Regions from separate parts of the Homo sapiens genome. Here all the other regions are linked to region 2. The links are chromatin contacts, found by Hi-C or POLR2A ChIA-PET in ENCODE. All regions are on one chromosome and are shown on one strand. Each heading gives the region's core, a stretch centred on a gene start or an enhancer-like site at or near the end of the contact. The rest is flanking DNA. Distances are from core to core; before and after follow the strand shown. Region 1 has its middle 38 kb from the start of PRDM2. Region 2 overlaps PDPN (podoplanin). Region 3 has its middle 29 kb from the start of LRRC38.

Region 1 (4,110 bases), core at 966-3,465, 61 kb after region 2:
CTATAGGCAAATATTAAAGCATGCATCAGTTACACAAAGCCATCAGTCACCCGTCTGGAAGACTGTGGTGTACAGTTTCCGCCTATGCTGGCTGCACTTTTAAAACTAAAATCCCAGGAAACAGAATTATCTTGTTAAAGTTAAAACTTGCATTTTAAAAGGTCATTATCAAAAAATTAAAACTTTACTGGTAGAGCATTTTGTTTTATAGTATTTCTAAGATCTGGCATATATTTTAAAAAGAGACATACAAACCCACAGAGTAATGTGTTTGTATTAAGAAATTATATATGTGTGTCAGCCGGGCATGGTGGCTCACGCCCGTAATCCCAGCACTTTGGGAGGCTGAGGCGGGTGGATCACGAGGTGAGGAGATCGAAACCATTCTGGCTAACACAGTGAAACCCCGTCTCTACTAAAAAATTAAAAAAAAATTAGCTGGGCGTGGTGGTGGGCGCCTGTAGTCCCAGCTACTGGGGAGGCTGAGGCAGGAGAATGGTGTGAACCCGCAAGGCGGAACTTGCAGTGAACCAAGATCGCGCCCCTGCACTCCAGCCTGGGCGACAGAGCGAGACTCCGTCTCAAAAAAAGAGAAATTATACATGTGTGTCTATAGGGATATATTTATAAAATCCCAACACACAATGAACTTCCTATTGGTGTGCTCTGGCCTCTGAAAAGTAATTGACTCAATGGTAATTGGCCTTTAGTGACAATGTACTTTAATGATAGTGGCTTATGTGACCTGCAAATGTTAAAGTCCCATGTCTTGCTGAGTTCCTTTGTGATAGTGAGTGATATAGTTTGGTTGTATCCCCACCCAAAATATCATCTTGAATTGTAATCCACATAATCCCCATAATCACCATTTGTCAAGGGGACCAGGTGGAGGTAATTGGATCATGGGGGTGGTTCCCCCATGCTGTTCTCGTGATAATGATTTTTCATGAGATCTGATGGTTATATAATCATCTGGTACTCACTCCATCCTGTCACCCTGTGAAAAAGGTGCCTGCTTCTCCTTTGCCTTCTGCCATGATTATAAGTATAAACCTCTTTCCTTTATAAATTACCAGTCTCGGGTATTTCTTCATAGAAGTGTGAGAACGGACTAATACAGGTTAGTTCTTCTGCAGCTCATCTGCTACTCACAAGTGGAAAGAAGCAGCTCACAGACTCTTCATCTCCAAGAGTCAGACTTTCAGGGCCTCCCTCAGCAAACCTGCACGGCTTCCTCCAAGGCAGAAGTCCAGGGAATTACTTATGACTAATGCGGTCAGACCCAAAGCAGTCACTCCACCCAGTCGGAGGGAGTCCTACGCTGGTTGCTGCCTCCCCACCTTCCTCACCCCCATGCTCAAAACTGTGACACCCAGGTCATTGACACCTGTGTCTGCAGCTGGCAGGGCCACAGTTCTGATCACATTCACACATTCCTTCATTCATCATTTCATTCATTCACACACCTTTATTTGAAAACTGACATATGGTGGATACTGATGTTTCTGAGATAAAGTACCCAGTTTGCTGTTAATGCAAACTCAATACGGCCTGGGAAGGACTCCGTACTTCTATATTCGAGCCCCTGTGGACGAACTGTAACCTAGCTTAATAGGCAGACAAGGTTGAAAACCTAATTTAGGAGTATACACCTGTAACAATTACAATAGTTGAGTCTTGGCCAATCCCAGCAGCCATACTTCAACCACTCAGAGACTGCTAAGTGTTCAAACTGTGTTCAAATAAGACAAACACCAGCCTGTAACCAATCCAGCTGTTTCTGTACCTCACTGCCGATTTCTGTATGGCACTTCCCTTTCTTTGTCTATAAATTTGTTCTGACCAGGGGGCATCCCTGGAGTTTCTCTAAATCTGCTGTGATTCTGGGGGCTGCCTGATTGGGGAATCATGCATTGTTCAATTAAACTCATTTAAAATTAATTCAGCTGAAGTTTTTCTTTTAACACTGCCCTTACTAACTTCGCAGCCTAGTGGGGAGAAGTCATGTGACAAATACAAAGTGAGGAAAAAACTCCTTAAACTCCTAAACTGTGCTACCAGTGTGCTAATAACAGATTTACGGGGATTATTTCATTTAATCCTCACAACAACATGAGGAGGTGGATACCATTATTATCTTCATTTCACATAGGCACCCCACCCCCCCAAAGAAAAGAGGATTCAGCAACAGGCACAGCAATTTGCCCAAGATGACAAAGCTAGAAATGGTGGAAATTAGCCAGGAAGTCACGCTGACTCCAGACTCTGTGTAATTTACATGTCTCAGGCATTTTTACAAGAAAAAAAAAAAAAACCAGGCACAGTGTCTCATGCCTGTAATCCCAGCATTTTGGGAGGCCTCAGTGGGAGGATTGCTTGAGCCCAGGAGTTCGAGACCAGCCTAGGCAACCCCGTCTCAAAATAAATAAATAAATAGCTTTTTAATCCTCTAACCTAGCAATTCTGCTTCTAGAGGAATTGTTTTATAATTGTTTATAATGGCAAATAAACTGTCCTACATGTCCATCAAGGAGAGCGTGTTTACAAGACTTGTAGTATGCTCACCCCATGAAGTATTTTACACACAGTGATGAAAATGAATCCACGATGGCCATAAATGTTAGAAACGTAAGACTGAATTTTTAAAAGCCAAAGACCACACACCATATGATGACATTTTGAAAGCTCAAACCCAGTAAAAGAAGATAACACATTGTTTTGACAACACACAGCTTAGGTAAGCAGATTTTTTTTTTTAAGTCAGAGAGTGATAAAGACAAACTTTAGGGTAACGATCATCTGGGAGGATGGATCTAGGGAAGCAGAAGAAGGAATTAGGGGTGGGGGTTGTCCAAGTAAATGTGAGGCCTTTTGTAATGGTTTAATTCCAGGATTGACAAGCTAGAGCCTGCAGGCCAAATCTGGCCCTTCAACTGTTTTTGTAAATAAAGTGGGTTTTTTTGTTTTGTTTTGTTTGAGTTGGATTCTCGCTCTGTTGCCCAGGCTGGAGTGCAATGGTGCAATCTCACCTCACTGCAACTTCCACCTCCTGGGTTCAAGCAATTCTGCCTCAGCCTCCTGAGTAGCTGGGGTTACAGGCACCCACCACCATGCCTGGCTAATTTTTGCATTTATAGTAGGGACAGGGTTTCACCATGTTGGCCAGGCTGGTCTCTTTGGTCAGGCTGGTCTCGAACTCCTAACCTTGTGATCTGCCCGCCTCAGCCTCCCAAAGTGCTGGGATTACAGGCCATAAAGTTTTATCTGAACACAGACACACCAATTTGTTTACATATTGTCTATGCCGGCACTCACTCTACAATAGCAGAAATGAGTAGTTGCAATGGAGACTATATGGCCCATAAAGCTTAAAATATTCGCTATCTGACTCTTTACGGAAAAAGTTTGTTGTGACCTCTGTTCTTGCCTTGGATTGAGTAATAGAGTCCTCTCTTTAATAGCGGTAAGACATTCACCTCTCTGGGTCTCAGTTGCCCTATCTGTAAATAGGGATGATACTACTCTGTGAAGTAAGAAACTGTATCATCCTTTAATGTATGGAAAGTGGATTAGTGGTTTTTTAGGGCCAAGAGGTGGCGCTGGGGGGAGATGAGAATATGGAAATAGGGACTGACTACTAATGAGTAAAAAGTTTCTCTAAGGGGGATAAAAATATTGTAAATTAGACTGTAGTGATGATTGCACAACCCTATCAAAAGATCCACGGCTTCCTGCGGGATTTCTCAACCTCAGCACGATTGACATTTGGGGCTGGATACTTCCTTGTTGTGGGGCTGTCCTGTCAATGTAAGATGGTGAGCAGCCTCCCTGGCCTCTACCCATTATGGGTAGTGATGCCAGTAGCACTCACCAAGTTGTGAAAACCAAAATGTCTCCAGACATTGCCACATATCCCTGGAAGCAGCTAGGGGGAGTAAAATCACCCCCAGTTGAAAAACCACCGTTCTATAATAATAACCTGAGAAATTTCCTCTGCACAGCATTACCATAGAAAGGAGAGTCAAAAGTCTTGGAGTAAATAGTAGGACCTTTTTACCATGGAAAATGATCAGCTTTGAATCACTGGGCAGGGACTGAACTGGGCAAGTC
Region 2 (3,795 bases), core at 799-3,298:
CAAAGTGCTGGTGGGATTACAGGCGTAAGCCACCATGCCCGGCCAGAAAGTTCCCTGAGATCTGAAGGCATGAGGGAAGCTATCTTGATGTGTTCGAGAAGCTATCTTTTTTTTTTTTTTTTTTTTTTTTTTTTTTCAGACAGAGCCTTGCTCTGTCACCCAGGCTGAAGTGCAGTGGCGCAATCTCAGCTCACTGCAACCTCCACCTCCTGGGTTCAAGTGATTCTTGTGCCTCAGCCTCCTGAGTAGCTGGGATTACAGAGGCCCACCATCACGCCTGGCTAATGTTTGTATTTTTAGTAGAGACGGTTTCACCATGTTGGCTAGGCTGGGTTCAAACTCCCGACCTCAAGTGATCCGTCTACCTTGGCCTCCCAAAGTGCTGGGATTAATAGCTTATCTGATGTGTTGCTTATTTTTTTATGGTGACCCCACCCCACTCCAAGAGTACTCTAGTCCTTAAGAGTGGAGATCTTCCTTACCTATTCACTTCTCTGTCTCTAGTGATGAGAATGTGGCCCAGCTCTTGGCAGGTGCTTGGTAAATATTTGTGGAAGGAATATAAATGCTGGGAGCTGGGGCTGTAGAGGTGAACTCATGCAGGCTTCAGTCTTGGTTTTTGCTGCTGCCTTAACTTGCACAGTTAAGCGGGGAGAGGGCTGCTGCTGCTCAAAGCAACACCTCCTTTAGAGTGAGTCATACCTTCCTTCTAACCTGCCATTGCTGAAAGTTTAGATTCGTCCAGATTTCTCCTAGTAAGGGGACACACTGGAGGAGGTCAAGACTGTGGTCATTAAATAAGACTGGAAGATTCTAACAAGATGGGATTTCATAAGAGGCAGTGAGGTACCAGGGGAAGCAATTGTTCCTGACTACCAGGAACGTGATTTCTGGGAAGATGAGGATGGCACCTGGGCAGAAGGGGAAGGATCTCAGAACCCAGGGAGGGAGGCAGCAGGCATTTTAGCCCAAAGCTGCCGGGAGAGCACATCACGAAAATGCACAGCTGCTTTTTAGTTGTATGTTGGTGAGTCCAGGGATGCGGTTAGAATATTTGGCTTTGTGTCCGCTAATGAATCATGAACTTGGCACATCACTTAACTCTTTTTTTTTTTTTGAGATGGAGATTCACTCTTGTCACCCAGGCTGGAGTGCAATGGCACAATCTCAGCTCACTACAGCCTCTGCCTCGGTTCAAGCGATTCTCCTGCCTCAGCCTCCCAAGTAGCTGGGACTACAGGCCTGCGCCACCATGGCCAGCTAATTTTTGTACTTTTAGTAGAGAAGGTGTTTCACCACGTTGGCCAGGCTGGTCTTGAACTCCCGACCTCAGGTCATCCACCTGCCTTGGCCTCCCAAAGTGCTGGGATTATAGACGTGAGCCACCGCGTTGGGCCACATCACTTAACTTCCGACCTTGTTAAAGAAACACTAATTCTGACACTTGTTGAAATTGTACGGAAGACTTTAGTCAAGACCCCTGTAATAAGGGGCATTGCAGTAGGGAGGAGAGCTCAGGTTCACCTCTGGGTGAAAGGAAAAGTGGGGATTTGTAGCCCACAAGCAGAATGAGGGGATCAGTGGGTGGAAAATTCCTAAGAGATGGGGTTGGGGGGACTCTTGCTAAACTGGCCTAACAAGATTCTTTGTGAAGGCAGGCTAAGGGCCTAGCCACCACAGCGCTGTTGTGAAATAAAGTCAGCTGGGAGACGCCATGTAAACCCTACATTGTGAGTAGCAAATGTGAGAGGGTGTTAGGACAATGAGGTGTCTTCCACGTTAAGTGGAATTTACAATGCTGCGTCAGTGCCAGATCTTGAACGACCCCAAATGCACCTGTTTGAATACTTACTTTTCCTCCTTGCCCTAAACACTGAGTTTTATTCTAGCTACTCCCTGGTCACTGATTTAACTCAGCAGCTGTCAGCTGATGTGAGGAGGAAGAGGGAGCTTACAGTGAAGAGAGCACGGATTTAGAAACAGCTTCTGGAGACTCTGCAGACAGAGGGCCCATGTGGAGTGGGGATAGTTGGCAGTGTCCAGGCCACTTAAGCTGGGCCTTGTGCTAAGTTTCTCCTGTAACTGTGACATAGTATTTGTTTGTTTTGGGACCATGTCTTGCTCTGTCACCCAGGCTGCAGTGCAGTGGCACAATCTTGGCTCCCTGCAACGTCTGCCTCCTGGGTTCAAACGATTCTCCTGCCTCAGCCTCCTGAGTAGCTGGGACTGCAGGCATGTGCTATCCTGCCTACTTAATTTTTGTATTTTTAGTAGGGACAGCATTTTGCCATGTTGGTCAGGATGGTCTCAAACTCCTGGCCTCAGGTGATCTGCCTGCCTTGGCCTACCAAAGTGCTGGGATTACAGGCCTGAGCCACTGCACCCAGCCATGACATAGTATTGGAAAGAAAAGATTTGTCTCAATGACAGCTGGTTTTGAAGCAGTGGGGAAAAGAGGATTTATCAGGGTGATTGGCTAATCTTTTGGGGGGAAATTATATTTCTCTTTTATTATAATACTTCAAAATAAACAGACAAAAATATTAAACGTAAGTACAATACCATAAGGAAAACATAGGTGAATATTTATGTGATCTTGAGGAAGAGTTTGTGAGTGTGATGTCAAAGAGAAAACAAGTTTAAGAAGTTTGACTACTGATAGCTTGGTCATTTGCAAAAGAAAGATGTAGGCCGGGTGCGGTGGCTCATGCCTTTGGGTGGCTCATGCCTTTGGGTGGCTCATGCCTTTGGGTGGCTCATGCCTTTGGGTGGCTCATGCCTTTGGGTGGCTCAGCACTTTGGGTGGCTCAGCACTTCGGGAGGCCGAGGCGGGTGGATCACAAGGTCAGGAGATTGAGACCATCCTGGCTAACATGGTGAAACCCTGTCTCTACTAAAAAATACAAAAAAATTAGCCGGGTGTGGTGGTGGGCACCTGTAGTCCCAGCTACTTGGGAGGCTGAGGCAGGAGAATGGCGTGAGCCCAGGAGGCAGAGCTTGCCGTGAGCCGAGATCGTGCCACTGTACTCCAGCCTGGGCGACAGAGCAAGACTCCGTCTCAAAAAAAAAAAATGCCAGCAGCATTTAGGCCAAAGAATACATTCTTAAGGTATGAACAGTGCTTATAAGAGGGAATGCCATGTGACCATTACAAAAACGGTCACAAAAGAAGACAAATGGATGAAACAACTCGCTCCACAAATCAAAGAAGTGTAAATAAAACCAGAAGACTGAAATCACTTATTTAAAAGATTTTTATTAAGAATTTGGACTATTACAATAACAGCCTGATTGAATGTTACATCTAAACTCAAAAGTACTTCTTTTTTTTGTCTCCCAGGCTGGAGTGCAATGGTTCAGTCTCGGCTCACTGCAATCTCTGCCTCCTGGGTTCAAGTGATTCTCCCGCCTCAGCCTCCCCAGTAGCTGGGATTACAGGTGTGCACCACCATGCCTGGCTAATTTTTTTTTTTGTATTTTCAGTAGAGACGGGGTCTCACCATGTTGGCCAGGCTGATCTTGAACTCCTGACTCAGGTGATCCACCCGTCTCAGCCTCCGAAAGTGCTGGGATTACAGGCGTGAGCCACCGTGCCTGGCCAACTCTAAAGTATTTTTAAAGAAATGGCAGGCTGGGCACAGTGGCTCATGCCTGTGATCCCAGCACTTTGCAAGGCTGAGGTGGGAGGACTGCTTGAACCCAGGAGTTTAAGAGCAGCCTGGGCAATGTAGTGAGACCTTGTCTCTACAAATATATATATATATATAAAAATAAAATGAGATGTCATCTCTATAA
Region 3 (4,208 bases), core at 1,337-3,836, 58 kb before region 2:
GTGCCAGGTAATGGGACACAGAGCAGAGCAATGCTGGCGTGGTCCAGGGGAACTGCCTTGCCTGGGCCTGCACTCTAAGGCTGAGCAAAGATTTTAAAAGAAGAGAAAACAGCCTGACTCTATTATCCATTCATGGAAAGAAGCTCAGATCATCAAAGATAATCAAAACCCACCAACCAAACAGCACACTCAAAAAGGCTGAGTGTGGTGGCTCAGGCCTGTAATCCCAGCACTTTGGGAGGCTAAGGTGGGGGGACTGCTTGAGGACAGAAGTTGGAGACCAGCCCGGGTAACCTAGCAAGACCTCCGTCTCTACAAAAAAATTAAAAATTTGCCTGGTGAGGCGGTGTGCACCTGTAGTCCCAGCTACTGGGGAGGCTGAGGCAGGAGGATCACCTGAGCCCAGGCAGTTGAGGTTGCAGTGAGCCATGATTGCTCTGCTGCACTCCAGCCTGGGTGACAGAGTGAAAGAAACCCTGTCTCAAAAAACAGAAACAGAAACAGAAACAAAATCAGCCTGACCTTCCTCCTCCCAAGCCTCAGATGCTGGTGCTAACTCATCTCTAGGTGGACGGTGGGCGATTGTTCTAATGATGACTCTGGGCCTCCTGGAAAGAAATCCTGCTGAGTGACCCACAAGCAGATAACACAATGATCCTGCACGGCAAGTGAACAGGGTCCTACTAGAGACCAATGAAATGACTGCTGACTGCACTCAGAGAGGGCAACTATTCCACAGGGGTTAAGCAGAAAGCCCCCCAGCCCCTTGACTGCTCCTTCCTGAGCCCCCAGGCTTCCCCTGCCGCATCGGACCCAGCACCCACCCTCCTCCCAAGCCTGTCCTCTTCATGCCACTCACAGGCACCAGGTGCTGACGGGGCCACCAGCTCTGAGCTCTGAGTCAGGGACATCGCTGCAGGCAGGTAGGTATGAACAGGACAGGGCAGACAGCAGACAGGGAGAGAGCTGAAGGATGGGGTCACTTCGGGTGGGATGGTGTCGTGAGGAGAAGAAAGCGGTTCTGGGGTGGAGGGAGACCAGTGGAGCTCCTTCAGACAGATGGCCAGGGAAGGCCCTTCGGAGGAGGTGACATTTGAGCAGGGAAGACCCGGCTGACTGAAGGAGCCAGACCCACAGAAAACAGCGCGTTCTAGTTAGAGGTAGGACTCGCTACACATTCACAGGGCCCAACGCAAAACTAAACGTGAGGCCCCGCTCAAAAATTATGAGGAATTTCAGGATGGCAAGACAGAGTGTTCGGGGTCCACGCCCGAGAAGCAGGCCCTGGTAGAAGGAACAGTAAGTCCTATAGCCCTAAGGCTTGGAAAGTTCCAGAATTTGAAAGGAGGCCAGTGTGTTCTGGAAGGCAGAAGGTATGAGAGGCTGTCAGAGGGCTGTGCAGGAGATATCTGTGGGGCAGACTGTGGTAGCCCCTGAGACCGGTAAGCTGGGAAACCACTGGGGGAGCTTTGCATGAAGGATGGGCTTGATAGAATTAATGTTTTTTTCTTATTTATTTATTTTTTACAAAAGAGAGGGAGCCTTGGTATGTTGGCCAGGTTGGTCTTGAACTCTTGGCCTCAAGCAATCCTCCTGCCTTGGCCTCCCAAAGTGCTAGGATTACAGGTGTGAGTCGCTGTGCCTGGCCGGGATTAAATTTTTTTCTTTCTTTTTTTTTTTTTGAAATAGAGTTTCACTCTTGTTGCCCAGGCTCACTGCAACTTCTGCCTCCCAGGTTCAAGCGATTCTCCTGCCTCAGCCTCCCAAGTAGCTGGGATTACAGGTGCCCACCACAATGTCCAGCTAATTTTTTGAATTTTTAGTAGAGGTGGGGTTTCACCATGTTGGCCAGGCTGGTCTCGAACTCCTGACCTCAGGTAATCCACCCGCCTCGGCCTCCCAAAGTGCCGGCATTACAGGCATGAGCCACCGCGCCCAGCCTTTTTTTTTTTCTGAGACACAGTCTCGCTCTGTTGCCAGGCTGCAGTGCAGTGGCGCGATCTTGGCTCACTGCAACCTCCACCTCCCAGGTTCAAGCAGTTCTCCTGCCTCAGCCTCCCGAGTAGCTGAGAGTAGCATAACACCACCACACCCAGCTAATTTTTGTATTTTTAGTAGAGACAGGGTTTCACCATGTTGGCCAGGATGGTCTCGATCTCTTGACCTCGTGATCCGCCCACCTCGGCCTCCCAAAGTGCTGGGATTACAGGCGTGAGCCACCGTGCCTGGCCCGGGATTAATATTTTTTAAAGACCCAGCTAGCTGCTGGGTGAGGCTGGTGTGGAGTGGGGGTCTGAGGAGAAGCAGGGAGTCAGACTAGAAGGCCAGGAGGATGGTGGCTCAGGCCCAGCGATGACCTAAACTGCCCAGGGCCAGCTCCTGACAGCCAGCTCAATGTCATCGCTCACGACCCAGCCTCTGTCTGAAGTTTCCACTCTCCTTGCACCCTTACGATGTTCACTTGCACTGTCAGGTCCATCCTTCAACCCTACTTCAGTGACACCTGGCCTAGCTCCTACCTACGCCCCTACTGGCACCCACCTCCCCAGCTCCCCCCGGGAAGTCCTTAGCATTCTTGGTGTCCCCACAGAGTGCCCGGCTTGTCTCGATACTGAGCAGCCTGGTATGTGCTCGAAAACTTGCTGCCGAGTGAGTGAATGCATTTATTACTTCATATTAGAAGAAACAGGGCTCTGTTCCAACCAGGCAAATCTGAGCCTAGACCCTGACCTGAAAAAGAGGAATTCTATTTCCAAACACCCGGCTCATTTCCCTCTCATTAGATTTAAAAAAAAAAAAAAATTCAAAAAAGAAAGAGAAGAAGCTGGCCTCCGAGGCTGTGGCGCTCAAATTGCAGCCTTCGACTATTGTTTACGCTATATTTGTCCTGTCTCCAGGCATCATGCTGGGGGACAGAAAGGAAAATGCCAAACCATTTCTTCCTGGCCTGGCACCCACGGCGGAATGTTGCCCTGCTGCCGTCTCGCGGCCAGGACAGTCACTGCAAATGTCCCAGAGTGATCATTTCCAGAGACTGCAGGAAGAACAGGCTGGTTTTGATGGCAAATGATTTAGCCAGGAGAGGTCCAGGCTGAGGACCTCTTGGGCTGGTGGCCTCCAGTAACCTGAGCTGTTATTTATCCTGGGTGGTGTTACGGTCCTAGAATTGCCAACTGCACAGTAGCTGGATGACAGCTCTGCTGGACAGGCGACTTGCAGCCCTGGCTAAGGCCAGAAACACTGAGTCTTTACAAGTCTTTTTATGGTTCCTCCACAGGGCTGTTTTATTTACCTGCTGTGCAGATGAGGCCTAAGAAAAACCCAGACCGAACGTATAATTTGGAGCTAAGTACATGATGGATGCCCAGAGATTTAAAATTAGCCGAGTAAACTTAATACTGGGGCATTATGCTTGCTTTCCAGCGCCTGAATGTCTGTTAGAGACTCATCACTTGGGAATAGCTCTTGATAAAATAATCAGACTCTATTCTTCCTGGAAATTAAAAAAAAAAAAAAGGATCCACTCTGAAGGGGACCAGTTGTCCCAAATGTCCTCCAACCAAATCAGGGAGGAGAGCTTGTTGTCTGTGCACACTCAGGTCCAATGTGTGGGATCATTTGGTGGTTTGCACAAATGAAAGTGAGATTTGGGTGATATTTGGGTGATTTTCAAAAGGCAAATATGTATTCACTATTTTATGTTGTTGTTGAGATGGAGTTTCACTCTTGTCGCCCAGGCTAGATAGAGTGCAATGGCATGATCTCAGCTCACTGCAACCTTCGCCTCCTGGGTTCAAGCGATTCTCCTGCCTCAGCCTCCCAAGTAGCAGAAATTACAGGCGTGAGCCACCACACCCGACTAATTTTTGTATTTTTAGTAGAGACAGGGTTTCACCATGTTGGTCAGGCTGGTCTTGAACTCCTGACCTCAGGGGATCCACCCACCTCGGCCTTCCAAAGTGCCGGGATTACAGGTGTGAGCCATGATGCCTGGCCTTTGCTATTTTATAGGCATATCCCACTTAGCTTGCACAACCGAGGTCCTCCTCTATTGCCCACCCTCTGGAAGGATGAATGATAGGTGGGGTGGGGTGGGGCGATGAAGGGGTGTGTCCCCCAGCACCTTCTGTGAGTTCATGATAGGAGATGGCAGAAATTCATGTTAATAGCTCACACACCTTACATTTTTCACATGCATTATTTCATTT

What was found. A loop is a pair of places that touch in the nucleus more often than their neighbours do. ChIA-PET counts read pairs that join two places held with the same protein, here RNA polymerase II (POLR2A). Pooled maps may share reads with other maps.
Region 1: POLR2A ChIA-PET joins it to region 2 with 23 read pairs in MCF 10A. The contact joins two enhancer-like sites. A Hi-C loop is called at or near these places in 1 of 168 maps with a recorded cell type or tissue (MCF 10A) and 1 of 50 pooled maps. POLR2A ChIA-PET finds 5 or more read pairs at or near these places in 1 of 52 experiments (MCF 10A).
Region 3: a map of heart left ventricle shows a loop between it and region 2 (28-fold over the local background). The contact joins two enhancer-like sites. A Hi-C loop is called at or near these places in 4 of 168 maps with a recorded cell type or tissue (Right ventricle myocardium inferior, heart left ventricle and prostate gland) and 6 of 50 pooled maps. POLR2A ChIA-PET finds 5 or more read pairs at or near these places in 1 of 52 experiments (MCF 10A).

The regions. Positions count from the first base shown.
Region 1 is chr1:13,660,441-13,664,550 of GRCh38, forward strand. No RefSeq gene overlaps it. Among named protein-coding and RNA genes, the nearest start is that of PRDM2, 38 kb to the right of the region's middle. Within about 2 kb of position 2,216, at least 2 of the 41 ENCODE cell types and tissues checked have a DNase peak (open chromatin) inside an H3K27ac peak, as active enhancers do.
Region 2 is chr1:13,599,268-13,603,062 of GRCh38, forward strand. All of the region lies in intron 1 of PDPN (podoplanin), which reads left to right. Among named protein-coding and RNA genes, the nearest start is that of PDPN, 17 kb to the left of the region's middle. Within about 2 kb of position 2,049, at least 5 of the 41 ENCODE cell types and tissues checked have a DNase peak (open chromatin) inside an H3K27ac peak, as active enhancers do.
Region 3 is chr1:13,541,150-13,545,357 of GRCh38, forward strand. No RefSeq gene overlaps it. Among named protein-coding and RNA genes, the nearest start is that of LRRC38, 29 kb to the left of the region's middle. RefSeq lists an enhancer at 405-484. Within about 2 kb of position 2,587, at least 8 of the 41 ENCODE cell types and tissues checked have a DNase peak (open chromatin) inside an H3K27ac peak, as active enhancers do.